Regions from separate parts of the Homo sapiens genome. Here region 1 is linked to region 2. A link is a contact called in ENCODE Hi-C data. All regions are on one chromosome and are shown on one strand. Each heading gives the region's core, a stretch centred on a gene start or an enhancer-like site at or near the end of the contact. The rest is flanking DNA. Distances are from core to core; before and after follow the strand shown.

What was found. Hi-C counts contacts between places; a loop is a spot of excess contacts on that map. Pooled maps may share reads with other maps.
Region 1: a pooled map shows a loop between it and region 2 (9-fold over the local background). The contact joins the enhancer-like site here to the promoter of GPR155-DT in region 2. A Hi-C loop is called at or near these places in 2 of 37 single-sample maps with no recorded cell type and 8 of 50 pooled maps.

What each region holds. Positions count from the first base shown.
Region 1 is chr2:174,037,200-174,042,683 of GRCh38, forward strand. No RefSeq gene overlaps it. Among named protein-coding and RNA genes, the nearest start is that of LINC01960, 15 kb to the left of the region's middle. RefSeq lists enhancers at 1-465, 466-966, 2,722-3,016 and a silencer at 2,618-3,018. Within about 2 kb of position 2,777, at least 29 of the 41 ENCODE cell types and tissues checked have a DNase peak (open chromatin) inside an H3K27ac peak, as active enhancers do.
Region 2 is chr2:174,483,768-174,488,921 of GRCh38, forward strand. GPR155-DT (GPR155 divergent transcript) reads left to right here and starts at 3,621. Exons shown (of 3, transcript NR_183819.1): 1 at 3,621-3,649; 2 at 4,268-5,147. It overlaps GPR155 (G protein-coupled receptor 155), which reads right to left and starts at 3,262. Exons shown (of 16, transcript NM_152529.7): 1 at 3,106-3,262. RefSeq lists silencers at 2,777-2,959, 3,223-3,402 and an enhancer at 2,813-2,882.

The DNA of each region.
Region 1 (5,484 bases), core at 1,527-4,026, 450 kb before region 2:
GCACCTTTCATAAGAAAGGTCTCTAAACATTGTTACCTGAACAGACCACAATAAATTTCTAATATACAAGGTACAAGCCATTGCCAGCCCCTGCCCACCTACACCTGGCAACAGCTTTTGATGGGAAGAGAAGGGCCACATTGGCTGTGGGCAGTTCCCTCAGCAATGCCAGATGTCCTGTCTCCCTGGGTTTGCTTGATCCCCTCTTAATTTCCTACACAGCCCACCAGCTCACCCTTGGACAGGCATATGGCTGCATAAGAGGCAAGAAGGGGTAGGGTTACCACACTGCCTGCGAGCATCTCCACTCCAGCTCTTCCAAGGCCTTGACCGCTTTGTGTTAGGGCAGCCCCAGAATCCTTTACCCAACGCTCCCCATGAGCTGTCTGGGACCCCAGATCTGCCTGTGCGGGGCCCTTTTCCACTTCCTCCTGAGCCATCTTCAGAAAGCTCCCTCTGGCTATTGCCCAGCCCCTCTTCACACCCCCTGCTGCCTTCAGGAGCCTCATGAATCCACAGTGGACCTCAGGTCTTCTTAAGAGATTCCTAAGGAACTCCCTCCCCTTCCATGCTGGGCTCTGCTACTGAGAAGAGCAAGGTCTGCCGGCTGGAAGGCAGGACCTCGGGGTACTGCGGGGAAGATGCTTTGATTTAGTCCAAGAATGGCAGGAGAATACCAAGAGGGATTGGCTGTCCCAGAAGTGGGGCGTGAATGGAAGCAAGGGGTGAAGTAGAGCAGGGGCAGGGCCACTCGCCTTTTAGGAAGCGTGGGCAGCAGGGAGAAAGGTATAGGGCTGTCACTACCCAGGTATCAGAGCAGTGGCTCTGGGAATGTGGGAAATAGGAGGGGACAGAGGGACAGGTATAAGACATTCTTCAGAAGTAGAACCCACTGAAGATTTGGTGACATAGAGTTGGCACCAAGGGAAAGACGAGTCACAGATGCCATGCAGCACCTTCTAACAAGAACTCAGCTCCTTTCATGATACAAGTGTCCATTCCATAGGAGTGTACTGAGTGCTTACTTTGTGGCAGATACTGCTGTAGACTCTAGAAATGACATGTAGCTACTACCCAAAGGGAGTTTTAATTCTGTTGGGAGAAAGGCAGGCAATGCAGACAACAAAGTAAACAAATAAAAAAGATGATTTCCCATGGTGACAGATGCTCTTGGAAAATAATTTGGGCCGGGGGAATTGTGGGATCGGGAGGACTTTTCAGAGAAAATGACATTGGAGCTGGATAAAAAGAAGGGGCCAGTCCAGGAGAAGCCAGGGCAACAATATTCTAGGTAAATAAAAGAGCCTCTGCAAAATGCCCCAAGGTAGCATCAACCTTAGCACACTTGAGGAGCAGAAAGAGGACCACTGTGGCATGACAAAAAGAATTTTGCAAGACTAAATTGTTTTCTGACCTCCTGCAGAGCTGCCGTTGAAGCCTTACTAACTTAGAGTTTCACCTCTGGTTTCTAGACACTACAAGCCCTTCCCGTTTCTCTTTTCTCTTTCTCTCCAGACCAGCTACAGCAAGGAGGGAGATCAGTAGCCTTAAGACCCCATGTAGGACTTAAGAAAGGACTGGAACCAGTTCAGTCCTCCCAGAAGCCAAATGGGGAGGGGGTCCTGAGGCCAGTCTGGCTCCCTTTTTCAAGAATGTGGTTCTTAACCACCTTTGAGCTATGAACTCCTATAGCAATCTGATACAAGCTGGGAAAAATTACACACACACATAATTCTGTACACAACCTCAGAGAAAGCACATTGTAGACCTTCTCCTAAGGTCGCTACTTTGGCAGTTCTTTCAAAACCAGTCCATTTTCTCATTAAGGCTGTGTCCCTTTCACAGAAGAGAGGATGTGTGAAAAAAAAAAACACCTTATAAACAGCAAATCAACCTATTAATACAGCCTATAAATACAAATTCTTGTAAGATATAGAATAGATCGGTCGGGGGTGGTGGCTCACGCCTGTAATCACAGCACTTTGGGAGGCCGAGGTGGGTGGATCACGAGTTCAGGAGGCTGAGACCAGCCTAACCAACATGGTGAAATCCCGTCTCTACTAAAAATAAAAAAATTAGCCGGGCGTGGTGGCGGGTGCCTGTAATCCCAGCTACTGAGGAGGCTGAGGCTGGAAAATCGCTTGAACCCAGGAGGCAGGGGTTGCAGTGAGCCGAGATCATGCCATTGCACTCCAGCCTGGGCGACAGAGTGAGACTCCGTCTCGGAAAAAAAAAAAAAAAAAGAAAAAGAAAAGAAAAAGAATAGATCTTCCATAGAGATGCATCCACATATAAAATATAACCATAATAATGGTGGAAATATATTTACACAGTGTTTTTACTTTGCAGCACACATATATCATTTTATCCCATTGAAATCCTTGGCACATGGTTAGGGAAGACATTGTTCCATTTTATAGATGAGGACACTGAGGAAGAGAGGGCTAGGTGGCATGCCTGCAATGACAGGGCCGGGTGGCAGCAGCACTGGGACAGGAACCAAGGTCTTGTCACTCCGAGGCCCAGGCTTCCCAAGAGGCACACGGCAGGGCAATGCCATCTTGACCTCTCTTTGAAGTCTCTCCATGGCCTTACGCAGGACCTGGAGGCGCTCACGGCAAAGGCAGTGTTTGTGCACGCACACTTGGCCCACATCAGCCTCCTGGTGAGAAACAGAGACACAGAGGAAATGATGTTTTCTAACACAGGGAAAGAAGCACAGGGCCTGCCTTCAGAAATCAAGGTTGCGTAGACAGAGGGGAACTTTTTACTAGGGCTTCCTCTTGGCCAATTAAACCTAATGACTCATTTCCTTTTTCTTCTGAAAACAAAACAGCATTTTCTCCTACCGTCCTGAAGGAGGAGAAACCTGGAAGATCGCCACCTAGTGGCCCAGACCATCAAGATCGTGGCTCCTTCTCCCCCTGCTACCCCGCCCCCACTTCATAGGCCACCTTGCCTATTAGAAAACTGGACCCATACCCCTCACCATGCAGCAAGATAATCTCAAATGGATCAGAAATTCAAACGTAAAAAATGAACACAAACAAGTATTAGAAGACACATCGGTGGACTTCTTTATACCCTGGGTGTGGGAAGTCTGTCTATGATTCAAATCCCAGACGCAAACCAAAGGGCCTCTGGGCGCTTGCTCCTCCAGCTAAGACAGGAGTTGGGGGGGAAAGGGGATGTGTGTGCAATCTTCACCTCCATGTGGCATCTGCCCTACCCCATTAGAGCTAAGTGACTGTCCCCAACCTGGGCTCCTGGGATCAAGCGGAGGGAAACAGATAAAAAACAATTAAACTGACTGGGCCCACTGCCCCCTTTGCCTTCTTGGCAGACAGGAAAAGAGGTCTCAAAGCTGTGCCTCACAAAAAGGAAGACACTTAAGATATCAAGGGGCATGGAGCTGGGCACAGTGGCTCCCACCTGCAATCCCAGCACTTTGGAAGGACAGGCAGGAGGATCCTTTGAGTCCAGGAGTTTGAGACCCGCCTGGACAAAATATTGAGACCCTGTCTCTACAAAAAGTAAAATAAAATAATTAAAAATTAGCCAGGTGCAGCACTGCATCCCTGTAGTCTCAGCTACTCTGAAGGCTGAGGCAGGAGAATCATTTGAGCCAGGAGGTCGAGGCTGCAGTGAGCCAAGATCACACCACTGCACTCCAGCCTGGGCCAGAGTGGAAGACCTTGTCTCAAAAAATAAAATAAAATAAAAAAGTAGTTTTTTTTTCAAATAAAAATTTTAAGAGAGGCATGGAAACCCAGTCCAAGCTCAGCCTGACACCAAAATGAATGCTTTGCTAATGAAAAATAAAATACTCCAACGGCATAAAATAAAGTATTAATAAATTCAACAACTTTAAAAAAACCTGCTGCATGGCAAGAAAATTGGCACATTGTGAGAAATATTTGCAACATTTTCACAGAAACAGGTTAATCTGTAATATTAGGAATGTAATGAACTTTTAAATATTGAGGGGAAAAGGCCAAAACTTGATAGAAAATTAGGCAAAAGGCGTGAACAAACAGTTCATACACACAGATACAAAAATATGTAGATGGACCTTAAAATACAGAAAGATGTTCAACTTCACTCATTATGTTATAAATATATATTAGAACTACATTGAGATACCAATCTTTATAAAATTGACAGAATTTCAGAAGTTTGACCATGCAGTCCATTGGCAAGGCTGTAATGATTCTCATAATCATTGGTGGGAATGCAAAATGATACACCCCTGTGGAGGGAATTTGGAAATATCTAGCAAAACTATATATGCAATTTACCCTTTGACTCAGTAATACTAACTCCAGGAATTTATCCTGAAAGTACACTTCTACAAATATAAAACAACGTATTTATAAGGTTGTTCACGGAGACATTACTTAAACAGCAAAATATTAGAAACAATTTCATTCAATTAGGATAGTAATTGAATAAACTGTGATGCAGTCACACAATGGAGTACTACACAGCTGACAAGTGTTGAGGAATATTTCTCTGAATTAACATGTAGTAATTTCCAGGATATGTTAAGTGAAAAAAATTAAAGTACTAAATAATGGATATATTATGCTACGTTTTTTGTATAAGAAAGAGAGATACAGGAAGAATAAACCAAAAACAAGTAGTTGCCTATAGGGGATTGGCAGGAATGGAGTGGAAGTAATAAGGATGTGAGTTTACCCTTTCGTATTAGTCTGTTCTCACGCTGCTAATAAAGACATACCCGAGACTGAGTAATTTGTAAAGGAAAGCGGGTTAATTGATTCATAATTCAGCATGGCTGGGGATGCCTCAGGAAACTTACAATCATGGTGGGAGGGGAAGAAAACACGTCCTTCTTCACATGGTGGCAGGAAGAAGTGCCAAGCAGAAGGGGGAAAAGCCCCTTATAAAACCATCAATCTCGTGAGAACTCACTCACTATCACGAGAACAGCAGCATGGGGGTAACCACCGCCATGATTCAATTACCTCCCATCAGGTCCCTCCTACAACTCACAGGGATTGTGCGAACTACAGTTCGAGATGAGATTTGGGTGAGGACACAGCCAAACCATATCAAATTCTGAGTATAGTTTTTGATATATAGTTATATATAACTACATATATAATTTTATATATACATATATATATAGTTTTGACTTTTGAACCTTGTAAAAGTTTTACATATTTAATTTTTTTTTTTTTTGATGGAGTCTCACTCTGTCACCCAGACTGGAGTGCAGTGGCATGATCTCAGCTCACTGCAACCTCCAACTCCCGGGTTCAAGTGAGTCTCCTGTCTCAGCCTCCTGAGTAGCTGGGATTACAGACGTGTGCCATCATAACTGGCTAATTTTTGTATTTTTAGTAGAGATGGGGTTTTGCCATGTTGGCCAAGCTGGTCTCGAACTCTTCACCTCAGGTGATCCACCCACCTCGGCCTCCCAAAGTGCTGGGAATACAAGTGTGAGCCACCACGCCTGGC
Region 2 (5,154 bases), core at 2,371-4,870:
AGAGACGGGGTTTCTCCATGTTGGTCAGGTTCGTCTCAAACTCCCAACCTCAGGTGATCTGCCCGCCTCGGCCTCCCAAAATGCTGGGATTATAGGTGTGAGCCACCACGCCCAGCCAACAATAGCCAATTTCTAAGTGATTATTCTGGGTTTACCATCTAAAGTAGACTGATATAAGGTAGAAAGTAAAAAGCTCATGCTTCCAGAAATTTACAATGCTCAGGTTAAGTCCTCAAACATCTATATCACATTAAAAAGACTTAGATGGCAGCCCAGAGATCACCAACAACTGATAGCTGGCGTGGGTACAAGGGAATTTTCTCTGTGCTACCCTTGTATAAACCGAACCATTTGAAAACCTTATATTTAATCTGGATTAGGACAAGTATTTTCCTACTAGGATTAGATAGCAGTGGTCAATATAGTACATGAAACCTACACTACTCACATACTTGAAGTTTACCAAATAAGCATCAAATTATATCTTGGGAAAGCTACCGGTTGGTACAGATACACATACTTGAAGTAAGGAGCTGGTAAACAATTAAACAAAGGCGTTAAACATTTGGAGCCCTTAAGACGGTGTGTACTTGGAAAGGCAGTGCTAAACAGGAAAGTGATAAATTAATCCAGTCTTCTGTTCACTTTCAAAAGTGCCTAGAGTATTAATAACTCATTCTGCTTATAAGCCCTTACTTGTACAACACGAGCATGTCAAGGCATTCCAATAATATTTTTTAACCAACAGTTTAAACTAGCAGAAGTTCAGTGGAGAGTCAAACAGATTCTGAGCTTTATGGTTTATCAACTCATAAGTTACTTAGTCTTTCTGAACCTTTGTTTCCTCAACTGTAAAATGAGAGTAAAAACCTCCCTATAGGGATCAGTCATAGCAGCTCACGCCTGTAATCCCAGCATTTTGAGAGGCCCAGGCAGGTGGACTGTGTGAGCCCAGGAGTTTCAGACCAGCCTGGCCAACATGGCAAAACCTTAGTCTCTACAAAAAATTAGCTGAGCTTAGTCATGCGTGCCTGTTGTCCCAGCTACCTGGGAGGCTGAGGTGGGAGGATCACCTGAGCCTAGGAGGTCTCTGCAGTGAGCCATGATCACACCACTGCACTCCAGCCTGAGTAAGACCCTGTCTCAAACAAAGACCTCCTTAGAGGGATATTGTGTGGATAGAATATTTTATATACAGCTTATCACAGAGTAGGCCTTCAAAAAACGGCAGCAATTGCTATTAGGAACTGTTGTCTTACTACTAATAATGATAAAAAAGTAAACATGTTAGTTCTTCAAACATAACTGGTAAAAGATCCACCAACTAAAAAAAGAGGGATGGGATGCGTCATAAATTTATCAGTTTTTGTTTTATACCAAACAATTAAGATAAGTTGAATTTAATTTGGTTTGATAGTAAATGGTTAACAGTGAAGGCAGAGCTCTTCATTTTTCTCAGGGTGATGGTCAAATAGTTGTAGCAATGTCCAAGATTAACTTTCAATTCGTTGAAAAATTAAAAAACAAAAAAACAAAACAAAAAAAAGGGCCGGGCGCAGTGGCTCACGCCTGTAATCCCAGCACTCTGGGAGGTCGAGGCGGGCGGATCACCTGAGGTCGGGAGTTGGAGACCAGCCTGGCCAGCATGGTGAAACCCTGTCTCTACTAAAAAGACAAAAATTAGCCGGGCTTGGTGGCAGATGCCTGTAATCCCAGCTACTCGGGAAGCTGAGGCAGGAGAATCTCTTGCACCCGGGAGGCAGAGGTTGCAGTGAGCCGAGATCCTGCCATTGCCCTCCAGCCTGAGCAACAGAGCAAGACTCCGTCTCAAGAAAAAAAAAAAAAAAAAGCAATCTGCCCCTCCCCATGAGGTTTCTTTTAACGTTTCTCAGTATTATAAAAGAAATACCTGCTGAGGTAAAGTCAAAATAATCAAAATGACTTTAAAAGTTTCATTTCATCCTAATCTTTTTTAAACGGGAAGATAATATGCTTTCTAAAGCATATTTTAAAATGAACAGGAACCACAGCAAGGGAAGTTTTAAAAAAAAAATTACATCCAGCCTTTTTATCTATAAAAACAAAGCTTGTTACAGAACAAACACGTTCACAGTAAAAGACCACTCGCTGAGGCACGAACTGAAGAAATGCTACTGTACTTACAAACCGCTTCTAGCCACATCACATTTGGCTTAGATCACATAAACGAACCACTGATACTGTAAATAACTGCTATTAAGTGAAAATGCGGGGGGAAGGCGAGGGTTGACTAACTTCATAGAGAAAGCTTTAAACTCTCAGGCTATTTCTCAAACATCCAACATCCTTTATCCCGTGGGATAAGTGTAATACAGTGTGGTACTATTAGAGCACTCTTCAACATTAATAGTCGCACCATTCACCCACTCCTACCTACTTGCAGGGCGCCAAATGTCCTCCCTAGAGACCCAGGGTAGGGAGCGCTGAGCACTGCCTCCTTGCCTCGTCTGCAGGGACAGACTGTGGCCCTCCAAGATAAGGGGCGCAGAGAGTTCCTAACCGAATAGGCTGCTCGGAGAGCAGCTGCCAGCCAACCCCTGGGAAGGCAGCTGTGGAAGTGGAAAGGCAGCCAGGGGTCTTTGCCTGGCGTAAGAAAAAGGTGGTCGCTAGTCTTCCCAGGGCACGGGAGTCACAACGTCATGGTAACTAACATACCCCAAAAACGGGTAAGGGAGAAAATTTGGCGCAGTGCTCCAGGTGCCTGGGCAGAAGCCTTCGGAAGGGCCAGATACTGAGGGTACCCTCGGGATAAAGGGAAGAGTCTAAGAAAGACAGGGTGGACGCCCGTGCAGTGAGGAGCTTCCCAAACTAGGGATGGCAGTTCTGTCTCCGGAGGGGACGAGACACCCCCTCCCCCGCGCGAGCCTTCCCGGGTGATCTCACACGTTCCACAGGCAGGCGCTGCGGGGCAGAGACAGCAGGTCCAGACAACGGGCCGCGGGGCCAGGGCGCAGAGGGTCGGCGGCTGCCCACGTGCCCAGGCCTGAGGGGCAGAGGCAGGGGTACCCCGTGCCCGCAAGGGAGAACCAGGACCCAGCAGGTCCGCGCTCCAGGGGCCCCTCTCACCTGCTTCGTCTGCAACCTTGGAGTGGCGAGGAGAAGGGAGCTGGTGCTCGCAGGGTGCCAAGCAGGGAGAAGACCACCGTCATCTCCCGCCCCCAGCCCTCTTCGCCGAGCGCAACCGGGTGCCAGCTGCAGCAGCTTAGGCACGTTCCGATAAAGTAAGGTGGGGTAAGCCGATGCGGCCCTGTCAGCTCAGCCCCTCGCCGGCCGCGAGGCCCCGCCCCCGCCCCGCCTTCAGGCCCCGCTCCCTCCCAGCCCCGCCTTCAGACCCCGCCCCCAGCCCCGAACTTCCAGCAAGACGGGCCGCTTCCCGCCCTCGAGCCCCGCCCATTTCCAGGAGCCTTGAGCCCAGAGTCTCCGTCCCGCCCTCAGGCCCCACCCACAGCCTCGGGCCTCCGAGCCACACGTTCCCCAACCCCGCCTTCAGTCCCCGCCCCCTCCTCCAGCCTCGGAGCCCCAGGGTACCCGGCCCCGCCCTGCCGGCTGGGAGCCTCCCAGCCGCGATCCTCCGGGGCGGGACTTCCGGCTTCCCTGCTCCCACAAAATGGTAGCCGCCGTGGGGGATGTCCAGTTTTTTTTCCTCTTCCCAAGTACAGACGCAGAGCAGACTTGTCTTTCCGCTTAACCTCAACCTCGTGTGATCTGCCAGTTTCGCTCCCGGTTAGCCCAGGACTTTTTATAGCATAGAGTTTTAAAGCAAGGGCTTAGAATCAGACCTGGGTCAAAATCCTGCCTTCCACCTTCACCAAGGCAGTGTGACCTTGACGTTCCTACATAAGAGATTAAAATGTAAACCCTTAGCCCTGAGCTTGTTTTAGAATCTGGGCCCCGTCCATGACTGCTTCTATTCTATTGCGGTACGGGGGTGGGGTGGGGGTGGGGAACTACATGCATGTCCACTCAGTATACTGAAACTGGTTACATTGATGGAAAACTTCCAAAGCTTCTTGAAATAAAGGTATTGAAACTATCCTCACAGGGTTTATAAGAATTCTGGACAAAAATATAATTAAGCATTAATCAGGCTACACTTTGACCCACTTCCTTGTAACCCGAAAGTCGGGTAGAGCTAGATAGTACATTTGTATCCCGTTGTCCCTATAGATAGGCTTTCTGATGTTAAGAGTCGTAAGGCTTTTTAAGAATTGCTTAAAATGTTTTTCAGACGCCAAATTCCAGCGAAACAGCTGATGCCAGCCAGCTTGAAGACCCCTGCCACAGAAGAAGGGAATCAGCATGAGAATACAGCTTCTTCATCTCGCTGTCCCATGACTTCGCCCTGTACTCTTCAGCCAATTAATGATCTCCACACTTGGGACCACTCTAAAACCCTTAAGAACCTGAGACTCAAAGTCCTCCTGGAGACGAATTTGAGGTTTCCTCCTATCTGTGTTTGGTGGCCCTATGATTAAACCTCTTTCTCTTCTGCAACCTGGTGTCCCAGTGTATTAACTTGCCATGGGCATCAGACAACAAACCTATATATAGTATCCCAAATATGGTGCTCCACTTTGAAACCTGAAGAAATCCTGCAATTGAGTTAGCCTTTTGAAATAAAAATTATTTCAAATTTTAAAATATTTATATATGTTTCCACTTAAGATATCTACAAGCATTTGTTTACAACCTTTTATCTTGCTTTGCATCTTAAACATTTCTGTATGGCAATTTCCGTGTCTTCCTATCATCTCGGCCATCTTAGTGCAAAGATACAAAATTGTGTGGCTTATTAAGAAAAATTACAGTAAGCTAAGGGTAGGTTAAAGGATCTGAAACTTAGCAGGAAAAATGAGCAGAAATTAAAGCTATAAAAGGCATGGATCCTGCTCCAGTTCTCTTTGCTTCTCCTTTGTTCTCTGTCTTCCTCACTTTTAACTGCCTTCTTTGTTTCCCTTGAACCTGACTACTTAAAAAAAAAATTGAAGATCTAAATTATCTCAAGGCTAAAAGGATTTTTGTTTAGGAAGTATGAAGATTAATTCAATTAAATAAATACTTATTGAGCATTGACTATCAGGGGAATACTGGAAGATAGGCCTGCAGAGGTAAGTT